2 separate regions of the Homo sapiens genome follow, and region 2 is linked to region 1. Evidence: chromatin contacts called from ENCODE Hi-C or POLR2A ChIA-PET data. All regions are on one chromosome and are shown on one strand. Each heading gives the region's core, a stretch centred on a gene start or an enhancer-like site at or near the end of the contact. The rest is flanking DNA. Distances are from core to core; before and after follow the strand shown. Region 1 overlaps JADE1 (jade family PHD finger 1). Region 2 has its middle 110 kb from the start of LINC03140.

The links. Hi-C counts contacts between places; a loop is a spot of excess contacts on that map. ChIA-PET counts read pairs that join two places held with the same protein, here RNA polymerase II (POLR2A). Pooled maps may share reads with other maps.
Region 2: a pooled map shows a loop between it and region 1 (3-fold over the local background). The contact joins two enhancer-like sites. A Hi-C loop is called at or near these places in 1 of 168 maps with a recorded cell type or tissue (sigmoid colon), 1 of 37 single-sample maps with no recorded cell type and 3 of 50 pooled maps. POLR2A ChIA-PET finds 5 or more read pairs at or near these places in 1 of 52 experiments (activated CD4-positive, alpha-beta T cell).

The regions. Positions count from the first base shown.
Region 1 is chr4:128,859,405-128,866,859 of GRCh38, reverse strand. JADE1 (jade family PHD finger 1) reads right to left here. Exons shown (of 11, transcript NM_199320.4): 9 at 4,635-5,156. Among named protein-coding and RNA genes, the nearest start is that of JADE1, 53 kb to the right of the region's middle. RefSeq lists an enhancer at 3,544-3,593. Within about 2 kb of position 4,104, at least 12 of the 41 ENCODE cell types and tissues checked have a DNase peak (open chromatin) inside an H3K27ac peak, as active enhancers do.
Region 2 is chr4:128,671,845-128,679,299 of GRCh38, reverse strand. No RefSeq gene overlaps it. Among named protein-coding and RNA genes, the nearest start is that of LINC03140, 110 kb to the right of the region's middle. RefSeq lists enhancers at 3,819-3,908, 3,999-4,258. Within about 2 kb of position 4,104, at least 3 of the 41 ENCODE cell types and tissues checked have a DNase peak (open chromatin) inside an H3K27ac peak, as active enhancers do.

The DNA.
Region 1 (7,455 bases), core at 2,855-5,354:
ACCAAATACACAATTAAACCCTTCTTCAGGAATATGTGGACAAGACCTCCTAAGTAATCTCAGTGGCAGGAGTGGTAGCATCTTTATCTGACCACATCTTTCCCATTAGCTCCTACAGGCATGCCTTCACTTTCCTAAAAATATCCCATTATGAGCAAACTCTTCCCCTGACACCTTTATAATTTTTTCCCCATAAACTCAATAAAGTAGTATCACCCTACTTTAAGTGGAAAAAGTCCAAAGGTCACCAACCTTTTCTTTTGGCAGTGAGGACAGCAACAAGCATCAACAAGCCTTGTGAAGACACAAAAGATTTTGCACTCTGGTGTAGAGCGTAAGTGTAGACTAAACCCTAATAATTCCAGCTGTGCTGAAGGCAGTCTCATTTGCAAGAGGACATGAAGCATTAAGAGAGACAGAACACAGGCTTTCACATTTGCATTATGGTAATATCTCCTGGCCTAAACAGGAAAATGCCAAGTCAGGCTTCTCCTGCCCCTAACAAATTCACTTTACGGATCTTCCCATCTTTTTTTCTCTAACAATCCCTTATGTCACTAACATTTCCTGTCTTATTTTAAATTTAAAGAATTGAGAATAAAAACACTCTCCCTGTCTCATAGTAAATATTACATGGATGTCAATCAGCCTAGTTAAGGTAGTTTCTTCCCTTCTCTGACAGCTGCACACCCTCAATCCAAGAAGCAGGTGTCCTTTATAGAAATTCTCACCAACTTGGGAATGGAAGTGGCTAACATCCTCCTCTCTTCGATATTGTTCCACCCAGGGGAAATTAAGAGTGAAGCTCAAGAACGAGGGGCCAGACCTAGATCCATAGCAGATTCAAAACTTCTAGGAAACAGAACCATTTTTACATTAACAAGGAATCTGACTCCTGGAAATAAAAAATGGAAACAAATCCTGACATCTTAGGAGCAGACAGGTTGCTCTCATATTCAAATCAGACATGTAATAGAAATACTTACATCTCTCTTACTTGAAATTATCCTTAAAAATGGAAAACGGGGAAGCCAGGGAATTTGAACTTTGTATATTATTCAAATTTAATTTTGGTAGCTTTGACCACACCATGGCTGCTAAATAGAAAAATCCCACTGCTATTCCTCATGATCTCTGATGGGAAATATCTAAATGTAAACCCAAAAAGCAAAGGGCATGGTTTTCAATCGGAACAAATCAGCCCTGACCAACTCCACTTTATAGTAGTGAGGACTCTAAACCTGACTTCCCTTATGCATAAAGTTCCCTATAGGACAACGCTCAGCAACCTCCACCTGCAGAGCTGGACTGATGCTCTCCCATCCTCAAAACACATCCAGCTTGTCCCTTCTTCCTGCACCCGTTCCACCAAGCTCCCTCCCCTGCTTTATCTTCTCCCAACTGCCTGCAAGGAGGTATCTTAAAAAACATTTAAACCATCTCCAGGTGCACTCTCACACCACCTTAAACCTGATCATCCCTTTCCCCTAAAGCAGTGTTCCCAAACAGAAACATGGGGTACCCACAAAACAGAACCACCCTTTGGAGGTGGGGCCCATGAATCTGCATTCCTAAGTTTCTGGGTCAGGGACAACACCCTGAGATACACTGCTCTAAGACATCTAAAAGTGGTTTCAGTGTTTTCTTGAATCCAAAACTGTTTGCAGCACTAAAGTTGAACGTGCCTTTTGTTCAGGGGACACTGTAGCCACTACCAGATTTTCAAAGGTGACCATTCCACTGAGTGACTACAGGACTGCCCCCAGGACTTGGCCACTTTCCATAACGCTAGCCAGAGTGCAGTGGTAGCACGTCTTTATCTGAATAAATACTCATTTGCTGAACTCACATTTACTGCATCTTTTAGGGGAAAGGAATGAGAGTGAAGTGGCAGCCTTGGGAATGACATGGCTACCCACCACATCAGCAACTGTGTCTTCTTAAAGTTGTGTGCTCCCAAGCCCTCCTGAAATCTACTCCTGTCACCTAACTTCCAGATCCAGAACTGGTACCCAGGTATGCAATGCCCCGAGGTGTGTGTCTGAAGGAAGAGCAGTCACCATAATTACTCAGTTGTCTGCATTTCTAATGATGGCTACTTATTTGTCAGTCTGAGAATGATCATATGCCTTGATTGTAGTCACAGGTATTAAATGATTTTTGAGGATCTGCTATAAACTGATATTGTGTGAATTAAACAGAAAACTAACTTACTTGAGAAAACAAGTTGGTAGTAATGATTGGTTTTTTATTGTCACCCCTGCCCTGATACACTTACTGTTTATAATTACAAATAACTGCAACTCTCTGGGCAAGGCAAAGATTTCAATTGTTTAATGCCTTCACCATCACAGGCATCATGGCAAATTTTGGGTAGCGTATTTTTTTTCATTACAATAAGCCCATTTTAAACTGAGTCTAAGGCTGGGTACAGTGGCGTAATCCCAACACTCTGGGAGGCCAAGACAGGTAGATCACTTGAGGTCAGGAGTTCAAGACCAACCTGACCAACATGGTGAAACCGTCTCTACTAAAAATACAAAAATTAGCCAGGCATGGTGGCGCACGCCTGTAATCCCAGCTACTCATGAGACCGAGGCAGGAGAATCACTTGAACCCGGGAGGCGGAGGCTGCAGTGAGCCGAGATCACGCCACTGCACTCCAGCCTGGGCAACAAAGTGAGACTCTGTCTTGAAAAAATAAAAATAAACTGAATACAAATTCTTTAAAGTTCCTTAGGCTTTTTAATAAAGTAAATGTAAGTAATGCCACACACATACACACACAAATCCTGATTTATTCCCTGTTTCTCATACATCGTTGGCATTGTTCTACTTAAACAGCGACAGTGATGACTCCAAAAAAAATGTTTAGAATTAGAAGTGCATGTTAATCTGAGTAACTTAAGTACAGAAAAGAGTTAGTACACCACAAGCATTTTCTACACTTTTATTTTGTGGTGATTGTGAGACAAACACAGTCCAAACAATAGACTTCTTGTCCTCCCCCTCCCAACAACTATCTGACTCCATAGCTCATGCACCCCAATTACAGCAGGTGTCGGGCTGGCATAAAGGCTTCTTACCAGGATTCCAGTTTATCCTTCTCAATCCTTTTCTCATCTCTAACAAAAATGCCACACATACATGTAGTTGTGAGAGGCAAAGTCTTCTTTACACTCACCACCAGGGGGCGTATGGGAGCACAAAAGCCTCACAAAACTGCTCCAGGATCCTGCCTCTTCCAGGGCCGGAATCCGCGGCCTTCCCAGGAATCCTAACCTGGTCTGGGAAGGGGCATCACAAATAAGCTGGCACTCAGTCGTGTATTAAAAGGATCTCTAATGCTCCCTTTAAGACTTTCACTTCTACGCCATCTCTAACAGGGCCATGCAGGTCTCCATGAGATCAGGCTTTTTTGGTCCAGTGTTTCCCAGGTCTTTCCCTACACTGTTTCAGGCCACTTGGGTACCTTTCAGTGCAGACTGCTTCAGGCCAGAAAACCTCACTCCCACCTCTTTCACACTAATGAATTTAATCGGTAGCCAGCAGCCAGGGGAGTTGATGTGGAAGATGCTCTAAGAAGCATCCCCAATTAGCAAGCCTCAGCCAGAAACTACCTACAGGGAGCAGGAGGCCCTAGCGGGAGGCAGCCCACGCCTCATTATTCCTGTAGCAGGAAGGGACGTCCAGACGGGACTCCAGAGGTGATGGAAAGTGGGGGAGGCACAAAAGCAGCAAACAGCAGAAGGAAATGCCAGCAGCTGAGGCTCGGCAGCCAACAGCCACGACATTCAGCAATCTCAGTGTGACAAACAACACATCTGTAGCGTGCTGAGCATGACTGGGGCTCCTCAGACAGATCTGACACCCCTGTCCACCAGGAATCCCACCCATACCCGCACACAGACACACAACAGAGACATGGATGGACACGGGCACGCGCACACACACACACACACACAGCCTCAGTGATGACTTAGCACCTCACTGCCAGGAGTATCTTCTGTAACAGATATATGCATGTGTACATACAGCTCATGCACACACATCAGCACCCACTGCCTGCTCTGCTCCATGACAGTACTGGGAATTCCCCTGTGAATTACCCAAGAAACAAAGTGGGGGCCAGTGAGCAGCCGTGCTTAGCTTCCTTCATAAGCCCATCACCAGCACCTAGGTGTGTTTCCCCGGACTGAACAAGAAATTTTCCCATCTCTGGCCCCCTCCATTAGAAATGAAATCCGTTCTGGTTTTCTAAATCAGTCTGTAAACCATCCTGAGTCAACTCCTTGGGTCATTTTCTTGGGGCTCATTCACTCTAGCTCTAGAATGAAGGAATGGGGGTGGGGAAGACACACCCCATTTGATCTTACAAAACAGTAAAGATTAATGGGAAAGTGTTTTTAAAAAAAAAAAAACCACAAAGAAGCTCCCCACTCAGTAGCAGTTTTGCACATATGTACAATGAGTTTACCAGCCCATAAATATTTTTAACCAACACAACCTCATGCTGTGGTGTGTACAAGGGTCTGAGAGTATATGACTGGCTATCATTTCTTGCTCTGGGCGAGCGTTCGCCTCTTTGCATCTTCTTCTCTAAGTCACTATAAGGTGTCAGTGTCAATCATTACCCTCTCCAGGTCCTGCCGCAGGTGCGTGAACAGCTGCAGCCTCCTAAATAAGACATCCTGCTCCCGCTTGGCTAGATTGTCCTCTTCATCTTTCTTTGGGGTGATCAGGGGCTTGTTGAAGTTGACCTTCCTCTTCAACTTCCAGTACTGGTACAGGAAATCCACTACTTCCTCAGGCAGCCGCAGAGCCCTGGCAACATCCAGCAGGTTGACGAAGGTGTAGAACTCATCCTCCAACTGCTGCAGCTTCTGCTTACGGACACTCACCCGGTGGGCCTCCTCCCGGTTCTGCTCAAGGCTGGCAAAGGGCTCCAGCGGATTCCGGGGGGAACACTCAGGGGCCCCATTCTCCTGTGCAGCCCCCTTGCCAAGACTCTCCTCGGGTTTCCTATGTGAGCTGTGCTTTGGGCAATAGGACTTGAACTTGACTTCATCATTCTCTGCTAAGATGGTCTTCATCTCCAGGCCCCGGTCAAAAGCACAGGTCACATGGAAGGCTGTGCGGCAGTTCTTCACAGAGCACTGTCAAGAACACACAAAGAACATGAGAATAGACCATTATAGAGCAATGATGGCAGAAGGCCTGCAGTGCTAGGCACCCCATGTACACATGCACAGAGAAGAGCCATGCTTCAAGCATGTGCCATGACAGGAAAGTTGTACGTGGATTAACCCTGCAAGATCCTGTCATGTTTTAAAAGAGGTAAGGCTTGGAATTTTTTTTATAGAGATGAGGTCTCCCTATGTTGCCTAAGTTGGTCTCCAACTCTTGGGCAAAAGAGATCCGCCCATCTCAGCCTCCCAAAGTGCTGGGATTACAGGCGTGAGCCACTGCGCCCAGCCAAGTCTTGGAATTTAAGGGCCCTCTTCAAATGAAAGGTTTAATCAACCAAACCCTAACTTCCTCAGAAAAGTAACTGCATCCAAATCCCATCTTGGAGCAGACATGATTACACAAATGACATGTGTAGAGAAAGGAGGTGTGGCACTAGGATCATATTCAAAAGAATCTGTACTCAATATGCAAAGTCCACTTTCAGGCATTAACTTGGGTTTTCTTACAGATTTGAGCTCTTTTGGTGCAAACCTGAATAAGAACCTCCTTGGGAAGAATGACTACTACTCACAGTTTGAACATAAATCCTGACTCCCCAGCCAGGAAGAGTCCCAACACGAGTGAGAAAATGAACAGTGCACTTCCTTGAAGCAGCACGAAGGAGAAACTGAATAAAAACCCCAAAAAATAGGAGACAAGAGGAATCCAGCACAGGAAAGGTAGGGAAAGGTCTTCACACTTGCGAAGAAGCTTCACCAGATGCATGGAGGGCTCTGAGCCCTGAGATCGGTGCACGCCGATCCTGGCCACTGAAGAGAGGCAGGAGAACCGTGAAAGATCCTTCCCATGCGTCACAGGGAGGTCAACGTAGAGGCCAGGTATCAGCAACCTATGCAGAAGAACACTTCCCCTCTCACTGCCTAAACAGGGCCACAATTTAGTGCCTTTGATCCAGACAACAAGCCTCTGGTCTAGCAGGAGCAAAGTGATTAACTCCTCCTCCACTGATCTTGCTGAGCAAATCCCTAGAAGGTGGTTCCTCATGGTGACTGAAGCCAGTCCCTGAAAAGCAGCACTGCATTGTGTGAAGCCAAGTGATCACCGGGGCATGCCAGGGGCTGCACAGAGCTGTAGAATCCAGCGGCTTCAAGCCAACTGAGAAGTTGAATTCAACTCATTCAACAGATCCTGAATCACATCACCAAGGATGGCAGAGGCTAGAGCTGAGGCTTTCCCCCTAATCATTCCAGTATTTAAGAGGAAACTCACTGCCAACCAGGCTTTCTTCCATTACTATGAGGTCTCTTTTACTGAGAAGAGGAGAAAATCCAGCTCCCTTCACCATTCCACCCTTACAAACACTTCAACCACAGAGACTGACATAAATCTGTATTTTCTCTATAAATAACCTCAATTCTAAGAAATGTATGAAATCAGCTTTGGTGGCAGAACACACACACAAGCACGCACACATACACACCTGGCCACTGTCATGAGAAGACAAAGTGTCTTCCCTTGTAGCACACAGCCAAGTGGGAAGTAAAAGTGGGAACAGATGACTGAGACACTATCTGTGTTTGGCTTAAACTACACTTAACCCAAGCGCTCTAACCCTAAAGAGAAATGAACTGCAGCAGAATATTTATACAGGACTTTGTAAAAACGCCAAATGGCCTTCCTCTGGGTTTTCCCATTCAGGTTGACTCAGCAAACAGATGTTACAGAAACGTAAACCAGAGCCTTCACAGCTGCAGACATTTCAGAGAGGAATTCTTTTAATAAAATCAATCCATTCTGTGAAGATATGAAAAATCATCAGCCTTCTTTGGCCTCTTCTTTAGATTAATGTTCTGGGAAAAAGAGGTCAATGGCAACAAAAAAGTCATTATATCATCTCTCTTCAAAAGGGAAACAAAGATCCCATTCGCCCACCTCTTTTAAACATTAATTATGGACCAGATTGGCATACTCAGGCAAGGGCATAAATTCTACGCTCAGAACACCGGGGAATGTGGTCTGCTGCAGCCTGTTTCCTGCCAGTGCACACGTGCATACACATACTTACACACTCATACACATGCACACTCACACATACACGCATACTCACACACATACACATATACACGCATGCATACACACATACACAAGCATACTCACACGCATACACACATACACATGCATACTCACATGCATACTCATGTGCATACTCACGCACTCACGCGCATACACACATGCATACATATGCACACATGCATACACACGCAT
Region 2 (7,455 bases), core at 2,855-5,354, 190 kb after region 1:
CCTAGAGAAATGTTGATAACAGTTATTTTCTTTCTCTTGCCACAAAGGAAGGCCCAGAGAGAAGGTCCTCCTAGAAAGCAGAAGGCTTTCCCCCACCTTCCACCATGCCCACTGTCACGAGGATTTGCTGGGGCAAGTGTTTACTCATCTGGTAGGGGAATCCACTCCTTTCTGCACAGGTGCAGAGCTTGCCAAATGCCGCGGGGCTTCCCTCTTTGCTAAAAGGCCAGAATTCCCTAAATCTCACTCCAGGCTCCAACATTATATCTATCACTTTTCTTTTTTTTTTTTTCCAATATAGGGGAAAAGGGACCTTTCCTTTCACCCTCTGACATTTGATAATTTGAGTCTATGCAATAAATTTGACAGTAGACAGATTAACAGGAAAAAAGGCATACAAATTAATACATGCATATACAAGGGGGTCCCACAGAGTAAAACACTCAAAGAAGGGCCAGATGGTTGAAACTTTTTTTCTTCTTGAGATGGAGTCTTGCTCTGTCACCCAGGCTGGGGTGCAGTGGCATGATCTCAGCTCACTGCAACCTTCATCTCCCAGGTTCAAGCAATACTCCTGCCTCAGCCTCCTGAGTAGCTGGGATTACAGGTGCAGGCTACCACACACAGCTAATTTTTGTATTTTTAGTAGAGATGGGGTTTCACTATGTTGGCCAGGCTGGTCTTGAACACCTGACCTCAGGCGATCCACCCTCCTCGGCCTCCCAAAGTGCTGGAATTACAGACGTGAGCCACTGCACCCAGCCTGGTTGAAACTTAAATCTGCATTTGAACTACAGAAAGAAATAGGGGCTGGGGCTTTTGGAAGGGAGGTGGTGACTCAAGCAATGGAAGGGTAAGGGGTGACTCAAGCAATGGAAGGGTAAGGGGAAGAACCACACTGTGAAAAACGGTTGTTTTGTGATGCAGATAAAGTCTCTAGGATAGCAACCTTCAGAAGAATAGGTAAAAAGTCCATCTCGGTTTGGAGACTTTTAGTTTCTTTTCCTGCTGGTTAATCTCTGGTTAATGTGGATTTCAGGGAGAGGGATCCACACAATTATGTTCCTTCTGGAAGAACTTCCCTCCCTGCATTTCAGGAGATACAGAGATGGAGAGACAGGGAGATGAGGGAAGATCAAAGAGACCTTGGTTCTGAAGCTGATTTTTTCTTTTTTTTTTTTTGAGACGGAGTCTTGCTCTGTCGCCCAGGCTGGAGTGCAGTAGTGCGGTCTCGGCTCACTGAAACCTCCACCTCCTGGGTTCACGCCATTCTCCTGCCTCAGCCTCCTGAGTAGCTGAACTACAGGCACCTGCCACCACGCCTGGCTAATTTTTTTTTGTATTTTTAGTAGAGACGGGGTTTCACCATGTTAGCCAGGATGGTCTTGATCTCCTGACCTTGTGATCCGCCCGCCTGGGCCTCCCAAAGTGCTGGGATTACAGGCGTGAGCCACCGCGCCTGGCGTGAAGCTGATTCTTTGGTTCAAAGTACTCAGCATATCAAAGCACCATACTTTGGGGTATCATTTTCTGAGCCCCAACACTGATGTCTTTGCAAACATTTTCAAAATCTATCATTCTTGAGAGTACAACCCATGTAAAGTCCATCCACCTTGTGGCTCCATCTTAGCAAAAAAACACTAGTCCAGTCTCCAAAAGTTGCTGAACATTAGTTAACACCTTTCTGTAGAATTTTTTTTTTTTTTTTTTGAGACGGAGTTTTGCTCTTGTTGCCCAGGCTGGAGTGCAATGGCATGATCTTAGCTCACCACAACCTCCACCTCCCGGGTTCAAGTGATTCTCCTGCCTCAGCCTCCAGAGTAGCTGGGATTACAGGCATGTGTCACCATGGGCAGCTAATTTTGTATTTTTAGTAGAGATGGGGTTTCTCCATGTTGGTCAGGCTGGTCTCGAACTCCCGACCTCAGGTGATCCGCCTGCCTCAGCCTTCCAAAGTGTTGGGATTACAGGTGTGAGCCACAGCACCTGACCCTTTTTGTAGATTTTTAAGGAAAATGACTCAGGAGTTGGGGTAATATTAATAACACTCAGTAAATGTTTTAAAATTTTCTTTCCATAACTCTCCATTTCCTATATATGTTCCAGCTGCTCCCTAAATCTTTCATTTCCTCTTTCTCCAAACTCCCCCAATTTTTCCTCAAATCCAGGGCATACTAACTTTGGTAACATCCTCCTGTCTTTTGTCATATTCCAGAGCCATTCACTTCTGTGTGGCTGTAACCTCTGGCTTTCCCAATCAAGCAGCTATGGTGCTCTCCTTGCCCAAATCCATGAATCTGCACTCAAGTCTGGGAAGTAACTTTGGCCACAAAAGGAATTCCATCTTATAGATAGAAGAGGAGAGGTGATGTGAGCTCCTATATATTAACATCTCTATCTGTTCAAGAGCTTCTCCAACTACTTTTTTCTGTTAAGTAAACCTGTCTGTGAGTAAAATAAACAAGGAGTTGATTCAAATTCTGCTGTGTGAGGAGAGAATCTTCCAGTTTTTGAGGACAAGAGAAACTAAATTTTATGGTGATTTACCCGTAGCAATTGAAGATCACCAAGAGAGAAGACTTTTATTTTTCTGTTTTTGGTGTGTTTTAACTTGTTTTCATTTATACTGTTTTGAAGATGGATTGGGAGGAGGAGAGTGAAGAATGAAAAGCTCTATGTTAGAGGAATCTATATGTGCAGTTTCCTTATTAACTGTATGTGTCATCCTCAGAGATGCTGCATGACCTGGTGAAAGAACACGGGCTTTGGAGATAGATACTCATATATTTGTACTTATGCTTGAATCCCATCTCGGTTACTTTCTACCTGAGTATAATTTATAGCATGACAGTTATTATCAGGAGCACAAAGGAAGCACTGTTTTCTGTAAATGAAGATAAGAACTGTTTTGCAATATTATTGTGAGAACTAATGAAATAATTTTGTAAAATGCTTAAGATAGTACCTGTCATATATTTAATATTTATTTATTATATTAAATTTATTATTAAATAATAATAATATTTAATCATGGCAGTCTGCAATCATGACAAATTCTGATAATAATAGCATTTAGGATGGGCATGGTGGTTTATGCCTGTAATCCCAACACCTTGGGAGGCCAAGGAGGGAGGACTGCTTGAGGCTAGGAGTTCAAGACCAGCCTGGGCAACATAGCAGGGCCCTGTTCCTACAAACAAACAAACAAACGAATAATCAAAAAACGTAGCCGGATGTGCTGGCGTGTGCCTGTAGTCCTAGGCTGAGGCAGGAGGATCATTTGAGTCCAGGAGTTCGAGGCTGCAGTGAGCTACGATCACACCACTGTACTCCAGCCTGGGTGACAGAGTGAGACTCTGTCTCTAAAAGAGAAAGAAAAAGAGAAAGACTAATAGTTTTTGTTTGTTTGTTTGTTTGTTTGTTTTAACTGGAGTTGGAGGGCTTCTGCCAAAATTTTCTGTTTCTAACTTTTTTTGGTTTTTTGTTTGTTTTTATAAAATATATTTTATTTTTAAAATAGACAAAGTCTTGTTCTGTTGCCCATGCTGGCTTGAAATTCCTGGGTGGGCGTGATCCCCCTAACTTGGCCTCCCAGAGTACTGGGATTACAGGTGTGAGCAACTGCACGTGGCCTGTTTCTGACATTTTTAAAGTTAGTCTTAATACTGTTTTATGCTGGTTTTACTTTAAATATATATATATAGAATAAAAGCAATTACTTAACAAATGTCAGTGACATGCAAATATATAATTAATAAAACTTCTTATATCTCAGTGGTTGATGTCAATAACCAAATAACCAAGAATTTGAATAATCTCTTCTAGGTAACTGGAAGTGACCTTCACTTACCTGTAATTTACACATTCTCACCAGCTCCTCTCCTACTCCCTTCATCATGACCACCAAGGAGAGCTAGAGGACCTTAGAGAGGAGGCTCAGAATAGTACTGCTTTGATTTTGGCAACATGCATATTGTTTCTTCAGCTAACTCAGCATGCTTGAGATCATTTTAACAGCATAGTGTTCTCATGTGGTTTCAGTAGAAAAAGTCCCTATGTAAAAATAGCACCTTCTTCCTCAGCATGTCTGCTCCCTTTAATGAAAATAAGGCTTTAGCTTAGACTGAGCCAATGCAGCTATCAAGGCGTGAGCTAAAATCTCATCTGCTTCAAATGCTGTTAGCCAAATTCACTAACAATGGTGCTTACAGTCATTGCCAATAAGAAAGACAATGTAGTCAGAGTCATGAACAATACAGGATAATTCATACCCAATACACAATATTTAAACAGCAGTTTTCTAGAATGAATCCCCAGACAACATGGTCAATGAGAAAAGTCACAATTGCTTTACAAGAATATTTATGGTGGCCGGGCACGGTGGCTCACGCTTGTAATCCCAGCACTTTGGGAGGCTGAGGCGGGTGGATCACCTGAGGTCAGGAGTTGGTGACCAGCCTCGCCAACATGGTGAAACCCGGTCTCTACTAAAAATACAAAAAATTAGCCAGGCGTGGTGACAGACACCTGTAATCCCAGCTACTCGGGAGGCTGAGGCTGGAGAATCACTTGAACCTAGGAGGCGGAGCTTGCAGTGAGCCGAGATTGCGCTACTGCACTCCAGCGTGGGCAACAAGAGCAAAACTCCGTCTCAAAAAAAAAGAAAAGAAAAGAAAAGAAATATTTATAGTAATACAAACAAACCAAAAAGGAGGAAAAAAAAAAGAATCAGGAGCATTCACAAATTCTTATCCAACCCATTTAAGACAAAAAGAGTTTAACTAATATAATTTAAGCCATATGGAAACCTAGTAGTAGGTTGCTTCTTCTTAGAGTGGTGTTTCATTCATTCTTACTAGCCTGCATTCTATCACACCATGTTCCATTTTGGGATTGGGAAACTTCTATGTCCATTATTGATATGAAAATAAAACAGAGATAGGCCAGGCGCGGTGGCTCACGCCTGTAACCCCAGCACTTTGGGAGGCCCAGGCAGGCATATCACAAGGTCAGGAGATCGAGACCATCCTGGCTAACATGGTGAAACCCCGTCTCTACTAAAAATAAACAAAAAATTAGCTGGGCACGATAGCGGGCACCTGTAGTCCCAGCTACTCGGGAGGCTGAGGCAGGAGACTGGCATGAACCCAGGAGGCGGAGGTTGCAGTGAGACAAGATCGCGCCACTGCACTCCAGCCTGGGTGACAGAGCGAGACTCTGTCTCGAAAAAAAAAAGAAAACAGAAAAAAGGAATAGTTTTATTTTATATATATATACATACTACACATATATATATATATATATATATTTTTTTTTTTTTTTTTTGAGACGGAGTCTCGCTCTGTCACTCAGTCTGGAGTGCAACCACACGATCTTGGCTCACTGCAACCTCTGCCTCCCCGGTGCAAGCAATAATCCTGCCTCAGCCTCCTGAGTAGCTGGTATTGTGTCCGGAATTGGTGGGTTTTAGGTCTCACTGACTTCACGAATGAAGCCGCGGACCCTCACGGTGAGTGTTAACAGTTCTTAAAGGCCGCGTGTCCGGCGTTTGTTCCTTCTGATGTTCGGATGTGTTCGGAGTTTCTTCCTCCTGGTGGGTTTGTGGTCTCGCTAGCTTCAAGACTGAAGCTGCAGACCTTCGCAGTGAGCGTTACAGCTCTTAAGGGAGCGCGTCTAGAGTTGCTCGTTCCTCTTGGTGGGTTCGTGGTCTAGATGGCTTCAGGAGTGAAGCTGCAGACCTTCGCAGTGAGTGTTACAGCTCATAAAGGCAGTGTGGACCCAAACAGTGAGCAGCAACAAAATTTGTTATAAAGGGCGAAAGAACAAAGCTTCCACACTGTGGGAGGGAACCCGAGCTGGTTGCCACTGCTGGCTCACGCAGCCTGCTTTTATTCTCTTATCTGGCCCCACCCACATTCTGCTGATTGGTCCATTTTACAGAGAGCCGATTGGTCTGTTTTACAGAGAGCTGATTGGTCCATTTTGACAGGGTGCTGATTGATGTGTTTATAATCCCTGAGCTAGACACAAAAGTTCTCCAGGTCCCCACTAAATTAGCTAGATACAGACTGTCGATTGGTACATTCACAAACCCTGAGCTAGACACAGGGTGCTGATTGGTGTGTTTACAAACGTTGAGCTAGATACAGAGTGCCGATTGGTGTATTTACAATACCTTAGCTAGACATAAAGGTTCTCCAAGTCCCCACCAAACTCAGGAGTCCAGCTGGCTTCACCCAGTGGATCCCGCACAGAGGCCAGAAGTGGAGCTGCCTGCCAGTCCCGCGCCATGCGCCGGCACTCCTCAGCCCTCGGGTGGTTGATGGGACTGGGCGCCATGGAGCAGGGGGCAGCGCTCGTCAGCGAGGCTGGGGCTGCACAGGAGCCCACTGTGGCGGGGGAGGCTCAGGCATGGCAGGCTGCAGGTCCCGAGCCCTGCCCCGCGGGAAGGCAGCTAAGGCCTGGCAAGAGGTTGAGCACAGCAGCTGCTGGCCCAGGTGCTAAGCCCCTCACTGCCCGGGGGCAGCGGGGCGGGCTGGCAGCTCTGAATGTGGGGCCCGCCAAGCCCATGCCCACCCGGAACTCACGCTGGCCCACAAGCACTGCGCGCAGCCCCAGTTCCCGCCTGCGCCTCTCCCTCCACACCTCCCTGCAAGCTGAGGGAGCCGGCTCCGGCCTCGGCCAGCCCAGAAAGGGGCTCCCACAGTGCAGCCGTGGGCTGAAGGGCTCCTCAAGTGCCGCCAAAGTGGGAGCCCAGGCAGAGGAGGCGCGGAGAGTGAGTGAGGGCTGCGAGGGCTGCCAGCATGCTGTCACCTCTCAGTGTTATAGGTGCGCACCACCACACCTGACTAATTTTTGTATTTTTAGTAGAGATGGGGTTTCACCATGTTAGTCAGGCTGGTCTCCAACTCCTGACCGTGTGATCTGCCCACCTTGGCCTCCCAAAGTGCTGGGATTACAGGCTTGAGCCACTGCACCTGGTCACTTTTATATTTTTAAAGAAAGACACAGCTACACTTTAATAAATTATCCTGGAAATCATAGTTTTAGAACATATTCTCAGGTCATCAGTGTTCTTTCTTATTAACTTCAGAATCTGATCCACATCAAGGTTAATGACTTGATTAATAATGCTTATCAGAGTTCCCTCAGAAGAGTGGCACCATGGTGGGAGGTACCGCTACAAATATATACAGCTCTGCTACTGTCAGTATAATCACTATAATCACTATAGTCTATCAGTATAGTTCAATCAAGGAATTTGGCACAGGCAATAAATGTAAGGATGTCCATCTTATGATCAACAGAAATTTGACTTTCATTGAGAGAATCTACTCATAGAACAGACAGAATGTTATCAGTAGCCTAGTTTGGATCCTAGAAGTCTCTAAGCTCTTTTACCGGGGAGAGAAAAGGAGAACTGCAATTTTATTTTGTGATCTATTCTCCCCAGAA